3 separate regions of the Homo sapiens genome follow, and regions 1 and 3 are each linked to region 2. Evidence: chromatin contacts called from ENCODE Hi-C or POLR2A ChIA-PET data. All regions are on one chromosome and are shown on one strand. Each heading gives the region's core, a stretch centred on a gene start or an enhancer-like site at or near the end of the contact. The rest is flanking DNA. Distances are from core to core; before and after follow the strand shown. Region 1 holds the start of CDKN2A-AS1 (CDKN2A antisense RNA 1). Region 2 overlaps CDKN2B-AS1 (CDKN2B and CDKN2A antisense cis and trans regulatory RNA 1). Region 3 has its middle 120 kb from the start of CDKN2B.

Region 1 (2,700 bases), core at 201-2,700, 86 kb before region 2:
CGGAGCCTGCTGGCGAGTGGAGCGTAGGACTGCGAACCAGCAATCTCCCGAGAAGCGGCGAGGGGGAGGGGAATGTCTGTGAATCGGTTATCCCTCCCACCCCCAGCAGAAGTCGGGGAAATGGGGGTGGAAGGGGGAAAAAGGGAGAGAACAGGAGTGGGGTTGAGGAAGGGTAAGGAGGAAGGTGAGCTTCCTACAGCTGCGGGGGAAGGTGGAGAAAATTTTCAGGGGGACAGCTGAGTGGTAGAGCTAGCGAGCTTCAGAGAAATGTTGACAGACAGATGCCCAGAAAGTGAGGATGCCGGGCATGGGCACTGCGTACCAGGCACAGGAGATATATGGAGGCAGGAAATTGGCACATCATAAGCATTTGACCATCCTGCCCTAAAACAAAACAAATTGAACAACAACAACAACAAAAGATAATAGCAAAAGTGGCACAGTAGTGAGCTCGCAGGGCCCATTCCTATATAGAAACACAGAAAAATAAGCAAAAGCTGCCAGAATTGACTTCGTGGGAACTCTGGGAAACAGTAAGAAAGTTTTACAGCAACCAAGTGAGTGCTGAACCAAGGCAAAGGTAACTGAAACGCAATGATAGAGAAGAGGGGCAGGGAAGTGTTGGGTAGACAAAGGCGGGTCCCTGGTAAGGGCCCTCCCCTGGGCCTGTGCCCACTGGACCTAGGTGAGGACAGGCACTCCTTCCTTCACGCCCAAATGTTGCATATCCCAAGACCACCCTGTCCCGCCACGCCCCCATCCTTTGCCTATGAAAACCCTGAGACCCTAGCAGGCAGACACACAAGCGGCTCTATGTCCAGAGGAACTCATCGGAGGAACTGGACGTGGAGCGGGGCACCCCAGCGGAAGGGAGCACGCCAGTGGAAGAGCACACTGACAGACCATAGGAGTCAGTCTGTTATATTATCATAGTATAATATTATAAAATTATTATAATACAATAAAAATATAAAAATATAAATAATGTAATAAATATGGATAAAAATAATAATTACATATTTATATTTATATGAGAACACTATGAATAATTTTAAGCCAAAAAACAACTCGATGTTCATCACTGGATGAGTAGACGAGCAATTTCCAGTATATTCATACAATGGAATATGATTCAGCCATAAAATGAAATGAGGTACTGATACATGCTGCAGCAGGAATGAACCCCCAAAACACTACACTTGGTGAAAGAAGCCAGACACGGAAGGTCACATATTGTATGATCCCATTTATAAGAAATATTCAGAATAGGTAAATCCATAGAGACAAAAGGAGTTTTGTAGTTGCCAGGAGTTGGAGGCAAGAAGAGTTTAACAGGTATGCTTAATGGGGCCTCCTATGCAGTTGACGAAAATGTTTTGGGCTAGATAGGAGTGATGGTTGCATAACATTGTACTAAATGCCACTGAATTCTACTCTTTAAAATTTTTAGTTTTATGTTATGTGGCGTGTACCCTAAAAAAAAAAATAGAGGTGCAGTGCTCCAGCACGGGATGAGGCAGCGTGGACAGGAGCATCTCCCAACCTCAGTGAAGTCTGAGCCGCGTGCCTGCAACAATCCCACTGTGGCAGAGAACCGCAGAGTTCCTTCCGGTTTGGCAGCAGTCATTCGCAACCTCACAGCCCTCTGGAACCCCAGCCTGGGGGTCTCAGAACGCCGAGGCGGGGACTGGGAGCCGAGTCGGATTCCGAGACTATGGGCCAGGGTTGGCTGGATTCAGTTACCTGGCTGAGGCCTGGTGAGCAAAATATCCCAAACCTCGCGTGATCTGGAAGGGGAAGCCGGATAAATACGGATCTCCAGATGTGCCAGTCTCGAGTCTATCGATATGAGGTCCCCCTAGAGTTTCTATTCATCATTTTAACCGCATTTCATCGATCTTGAGACACGGCTTTTGATATTTTATCACCTCAAGATAAATAGTGTTAGATGTCTAATAGCAGCGTTTTTCTAAGAGATACATGAAACAACAGTGTCAGAAACGATGCTGTCTTCCATGCGATGAAATTGTTGTAATAGGTGCTCAATAAATGTTGACAATAAATGAGTGAATGAATGAAAATTATTTTATTTTTATTTGAGCTTTGGTTCTGCCATTTGCTAGCAGTGTGACTCAAGAGAAGCCAGTAACCCCCCTGAGCTTCCCTAGTTCACAAAATGCTTGTCATGAAGTCGACAGCTTCCGGAGGCTGCGAGGCTCGCAAGAAATGCCCACATGAATGTGCGCTTAGGGCGTGAGTGCTCACTCCAGAAAACTCCAACACAGTGAAAAGGCAGAAGCGGTGTTTTTCTTTTTTACATTTTTATAAGAATATATAAAAAATGATATAAATGGACATTTACGGTAGTGGGGGAAGGCATATATCTACGTTAAAAGGCAGGACATTTTTAAAAGCTCTATTTTCTAAATGAAAACTACGAAAGCGGGGTGGGTTGTGGCGGGGGCAGTTGTGGCCCTGTAGGACCTTCGGTGACTGATGATCTAAGTTTCCCGAGGTTTCTCAGAGCCTCTCTGGTTCTTTCAATCGGGGATGTCTGCAGAGGGCAGAAAGAAAACAGGCGTTAGAAACCTGAGGTCAAAGATGTGTGGCACATCCCGCCCTCCTCTCTTGCCGTCCCTACCGGCATTGAAATACTTATGGATAAAGTTCTCGCAATGGCTTCACGTGCATGTACCCGCC
Region 2 (2,700 bases), core at 134-2,633:
CTTTCAATTCTCTGCTCTTCACAGTAATTAAACAAGAGCTAGCCTCCTTTTCCAAATCTTGTTTTTGTAATACCTTTATTCCCAAAGAGTTATGCTTATAAGAGTAACATAAATGTGTTAAACTTGGTATTGATTTGATGATTTCATAAACCCCAGACTCCTTGAAATTCTGCAGGTTTTTGTGAAAGGACTTGCTTAAAATCTTTGCTAATCTACCTGAATTTTCTTCCAAAGGCAGTTATATACAATGTTTCTTAAAACTAATTCTCCAAATTTGCAATTTGGCAGCATCCTACTGGGACTCTAGAAGGCTGATAAATCATGGAGAGTAGGTATTCATATAGGAACTATGAAAGCTGTATGTAGTAAACACTACTTAAGAAGGCCTTACATTTCATAAAAAGTTGGAGATTTTTGTGGAGACTCATAAAATGCATCCTTTATATCAGTGAAGTTTTTGCTTCTAGGTATATTATACTCACATCGAAACACTCCAGGGATTTTGTTTTCAGCCTGCATATACCACGTATATTTATTATCTGGATAGATAAATTAGACGTATACATTTAAAGGAGTTTGCATCAGCTGCTGCTAGGAAGTTTTTCTTGTGTTAGTTAAGATCCTGTGAAACAACCCTTGACATTTCACTAGCTGCACAGTTTGTAATAAAATCCATTTTAGCCTGAGGTTAAATCATGACTGTGGTCCTCACATCATGGTGGGGGATCCTGGTGGCCAGATTAAAGGAAACTCCACATTCTCATTTCTGACTTCCCTACAACCTTGTATTAAGACCTTAATTGAAAAACTTATTGCCTCTCTCACCAAAATATTTCAAATTTTAATAGTTTCCCCCAATGAAATTACAAGTACTATTTTACTTTTTTCAGTGCCCTTGGAATTTCGAGGCTGGATGGGGGGCTTCAATGTCTGACTCATTAAGTGTTCTATATACAAAGCCCTACATGGTCCCTAGAGCATAGCAGGCATTCAGTGAATGAAATGAATGAATGAAAAGCTAGAGTCACATTTTAGTGACCTAACTGTATATTTTCAGAGTAATGTAGTGCTTAAAAAAGGACAATGATAACACGTTTCTACAAAGAGATGCATGACAGATAACACTTCTCAAGAAGAAGGAATTTAGCTTCTGTCATTTGATCTAGGTTTTCAATTACAGAAGCATTGAGAATTTCCTGTGGCTGGATAAGGGCGAATCTTTAAGGCAAGTTGAAGACCCAGGCTGCCCATGTGGACATCAATACTCCCACAGAGCACTCTTCATGAAGAAAAGTGTGGGCTTGCTGTCTTTTCATCAAAACTCGTAGAATTTGGCTGACTGCCTGGTTTATCCCAGGACATTAGTCAGCCCACAAATCCCGCATTTGTTTATTCAGTCCAGAGCAAGTGAATACTGCCATTTTCTCATCTCCTTTGTTGGCAACACTTTGTTAACCTGAATTGGGTTCTCAACATAAAATGAAGTGACTAATCTTTTGGGGGGTTCCCCCTCCCAGGTTCTTGTATGAGCAACTAAATCTACACACCACAAAGCCCCATGCTGTCATTTTTTCTCATCCTGCCCCTTTATTTTGATGATTCCACATTGTAGTTCATGAAACCAATACCTTCTAGAGTGTGGCTGAACTGGCGCCAGCATTAAGAAAAGGAGTTTCCAAACTTTTTAGTTTTGTGAGAAAATGTTAGAGGAAGAGGGAGGTTAGGTTGACTATTTATACTTATGTAATCTTCTGTGAATTTGCAGTAGTTATCACCTTGTACTCTCAAAAGTTTTCTAGCTCTGAGTATGTGAATCTGAAAGTGCAGGAAGTAGGAATCTTAGCACAAAACAACCAGTTTGGATTATCACACAATTAATATGGGACGGAGCTGGAGGATGGACCTGAACAGAATGTATATTCTTTATCACTAGGTTATTTATCTATCTACAGATGTCTAGAAAGACCTGGGCTTTTTTAGCAAACGTTTGAGAATCTAGGTTTCTAAGTTTCCATTGACCATGAAAGAGTGATTAGTTTTAGAAGACAGTTGGGGGCAACATTGTGCAAGTCAGAAGAGGGGATGAAGAAAATCATAAAGCTAAACATGTTTGCCATAGGCCCAGGCTGTTTTTCAGCATGTTTCACCTAGCAGCTTGGCAGATAATTCCCAGTGATCATTAGGTCTGTGGAAATTCTGTTTGGTTTATAAAGTTTTGGCCCTGACTATGTGTACCACTGATAACTTGTTTTTCTCTCTCTTCCCTTTTCCTCCAACTCGTAGCCAGAGCTACCTTCCAGATGACTTCTTTCTACCACTTTCTTTCTTCCCAGTGTAAGAGAATGCAAGTATATGCTGATGTTTGGAGCAAGAACATTCAAAAATTTTCTTATTAACATAACTTCTAATGGAAATACAGTATACTACTATGGTGCATACAAAGAAGAAATAGCAACATATATTTGTTTTAGACCTGATTGCTGTATTTTATTCCTTAGGTCCTCCTTGATGTCTTGTAGACCGTCACTAGCTAATTGTTACAGCCATCGAAGGAAAAAATAAGGATTTTTACTTAGGACATACGTAACAGAAAAAGAGATGGTTTAGCAAAAAAGCACAGGCTTTGCAATAAGCAGCCTTAAATTAAAAAAAAAAAAGTTAACTCATAACTAACTGTGTGACCTGGGATAAGTTACTGAC
Region 3 (2,700 bases), core at 182-2,681, 72 kb after region 2:
ATTTGACTTCCTCCTTTCCAATTTGGATGTCCTTTATTTCTTTGTCTTGCCTAGTTGCTTGGGCTAGGACTTCCATTACTGTGTTGAATAAGAATGTTAAGAGTGGGCATCCTTGTCTTGTTTCAGTTCTTAGAGGAAATGCTAGTGTAGCTGAGGAGAGAAATGAAAACAGAATAAAAACTTCAGTAGAAGTTGGGGAGAAATGTGTTTGCACCAAAAGAGGTGAGGGATGGAACTGAGGGAGGTCTCGAGGGGTAAGAGAGGCCAAAGAGCTGGCAGGTGCTGCTATTAGGATGGCCAATGATCCAGAAGTAATGATGAATGAGAAGATGGATTAAAAAAACCCTGACATTGTTTAACTAGAAGAAGAAGACAGTCAGAGAGAAGTGAGGGCTTACTTTTCATGTTTAAAGTCTGTTATGTGGTAAAGGGATTAGATTTATCTGTGTTGTTCCAGGGGACAGAAATAGGACAAATGGATGCAAATAGAGTGAGGAAGATTTAAAACAAATGGAGAAGACATTCTAAAATCAACTACAATGAGCGTAAACAATGACAACGGAAAGGACTATTTTTGCAATTATGTAGCTCTTGTTCTCTATAGATAGATGTGTAAGCAGACGCTGAATAACCATTTACTGAAAATATAAATAAAAACAAAGCAAATTGCAGGCAATAAATATTGTATTAGTTCTCATTTTGTAAAACTTATACAGGTATCATATGCATAGACAAATACACCAAACTGATGAATATTTGCCTTGTATAATCTTTTTGTAGTTTTTTTATGAACATATATTACTCAAACAATTTAGAACATTTGGCAATATATATATATTTCATTTATAAAAGGTTAGGAAGATTAATTACACTTTCTGAGGTCGCAACTAAAAGCCAAGATTTTAATCCATTTCTATTTGATGTAAAGTCTGGTCTTTTTTCAGCAAACCACAATCCCACATTTTAAGGGCATTAAGAAAGGGATGGGTAGACAAAATGTAGAGGTAGTAGGTACAGAATACAAAGTTTCAAGAAATTAAAAGCTTCTAAACTAACAAACAGCCAATTTGTGGAGTGTCACTGGAAAGTGACAAAGAGGACAGTTAAGTTAGTTGGAACTGAACTGAGGCCAGACAGGGCTGTGGGACAAGTCAGGGTGTGGTCATTCCGGTAAGCAGCGATGCAGAATCAAGACAGAGTAGTTTCTCCTTCTCTCTCTCTCTTTAATTGTAACGCCTTTTATAACAAACAAATATTATGCTTATTTCTGTCTTTAAATTTTTTGTAGTAATTTCTCATCACTTAACCTCTATTTTTTAAAAAACTAACTTTTCTCTTGTTTTTCTAGTTGAGCTATCATTCATATTTATTATGTGGAACTAGAGGTAGTCCTGGCTACTTGGGAACAGCGTGGAGTCTAGCCATGTCAGGGCCAGAAGTCGTCTCAGCTAAGTTAGAATGTGATACCATTGTTTACACAAGTGTGGCCTGCCTTCAAGATAGGGTGAGGTGTTTTATGACCACAGGCTTTATGAGTTATAGCTATAAAACAATCAATCTTTTAAAGCAAACACACCACAATGTCTACACGCAAATGAGAATTGTCCTTCAGGGCTGTGACCTTGGGAAACTCTTCACACATACTAGCATAAAACATATTTAAACTCTTCACTGAAAATATTATTCAGACCTAGTTTCTCTCTCAGTCTCTCTCTATGTTTCTCTCTCACATGTACGTGCATGCACGCACACGTGTGCACACACACATATGCTCACATCATTTTAAGATACATCTCATTTTTAACCAAAACCATTTTATCTTGCTTGATAACCAATTTTATTTGTTAGATGACTTGGCTATAAATGCCTTTGGCTATCAGGAAAATCAAATCAAAATTAAAAGACACTGTTACTACTGAAGAAGTAAAAAAAGAATGGGCTGCTGACTCTGAAGATCATACCCGAAGTAGAGCTGCAAAGATATTTGGAATATTGGTAATATCCAATAAAGAATGACCTTCATGCTATTTTGAGGAGATGTTTAAATGTCGAATTATTGAAATATTTATAAAATACAAATAAACTAACTCTGCTTCATATTCCAACTTGTGTATGACACTTCTTAGGCTATCATTTCATTCCAAATTTATGGTCACTACCCTACTGTCATTCCTCATACTAACCATATGATCAACAGTTGAAAAGCAGCCACTCGCAGAGGTAAGCAAGATATATGGTAAATACTGTGTTGACAAAAGTATGCAGAAGCAGTCACATTTATACAGTAGTGAAGGAAATGTAAATTGGACAAACTTTTTGGAAGATAAGTTGAGAATGTCAAAAATCAAAACACACTTTCTGTTTTATTCAGCAATTATGAGCCCTTTGTTTTACAGCTATGCTCACAAATATATACAAACATGTATGCACAATTATGTTCACTGTGGTATTGCGCTAGAAAAATACTAAAAACAAACCAAATGTTCATCAATAGGGAAATTGTTCAACAAATTACAGTATATCTAAAAAAAGAATAATATATAACAACTGAAAAAATAAAATAGTTGATATAAGCAGATATTCCAAGATCTGCCAGACATATTGTTAAACGAAAAATCTAGATACAAAATTGTTTATAGTTCTCTTTCATACTATAGCCAAAGAAAATTCAGAAAAAACTACTTACAGTTGATCCTTGAA

What was found. A loop is a pair of places that touch in the nucleus more often than their neighbours do. ChIA-PET counts read pairs that join two places held with the same protein, here RNA polymerase II (POLR2A). Pooled maps may share reads with other maps.
Region 1: a pooled map shows a loop between it and region 2 (3-fold over the local background). The contact joins the promoter of CDKN2A-AS1 here to the enhancer-like site in region 2. A Hi-C loop is called at or near these places in 1 of 37 single-sample maps with no recorded cell type and 3 of 50 pooled maps. POLR2A ChIA-PET finds 5 or more read pairs at or near these places in 3 of 52 experiments (Caco-2, OCI-LY7 and activated T-cell).
Region 3: a map of aorta shows a loop between it and region 2 (2.9-fold over the local background). The contact joins two enhancer-like sites. A Hi-C loop is called at or near these places in 13 of 168 maps with a recorded cell type or tissue (Caco-2, Calu3, adrenal gland and 9 more), 1 of 37 single-sample maps with no recorded cell type and 12 of 50 pooled maps. POLR2A ChIA-PET finds 5 or more read pairs at or near these places in 8 of 52 experiments (AG04450, BJ, Caco-2 and 5 more).

The regions. Positions count from the first base shown.
Region 1 is chr9:21,965,689-21,968,388 of GRCh38, forward strand. CDKN2A-AS1 (CDKN2A antisense RNA 1) reads left to right here and starts at 1,451. Exons shown (of 1, transcript NR_024274.1): 1 at 1,451-2,066. It overlaps CDKN2A (cyclin dependent kinase inhibitor 2A), which reads right to left. Exons shown (of 3, transcript NM_000077.5): 3 at 2,064-2,554. The coding sequence ends at 2,541.
Region 2 is chr9:22,051,313-22,054,012 of GRCh38, forward strand. The region is part of intron 6 of CDKN2B-AS1 (CDKN2B and CDKN2A antisense cis and trans regulatory RNA 1); the gene reads left to right. Among named protein-coding and RNA genes, the nearest start is that of CDKN2B, 43 kb to the left of the region's middle. Within about 2 kb of position 1,384, at least 5 of the 41 ENCODE cell types and tissues checked have a DNase peak (open chromatin) inside an H3K27ac peak, as active enhancers do; they include OCI-LY7, where a contact is called at or near this core.
Region 3 is chr9:22,123,305-22,126,004 of GRCh38, forward strand. It overlaps a transcript of CDKN2B-AS1 not described here. Among named protein-coding and RNA genes, the nearest start is that of CDKN2B, 120 kb to the left of the region's middle. Within about 2 kb of position 1,432, at least 3 of the 41 ENCODE cell types and tissues checked have a DNase peak (open chromatin) inside an H3K27ac peak, as active enhancers do.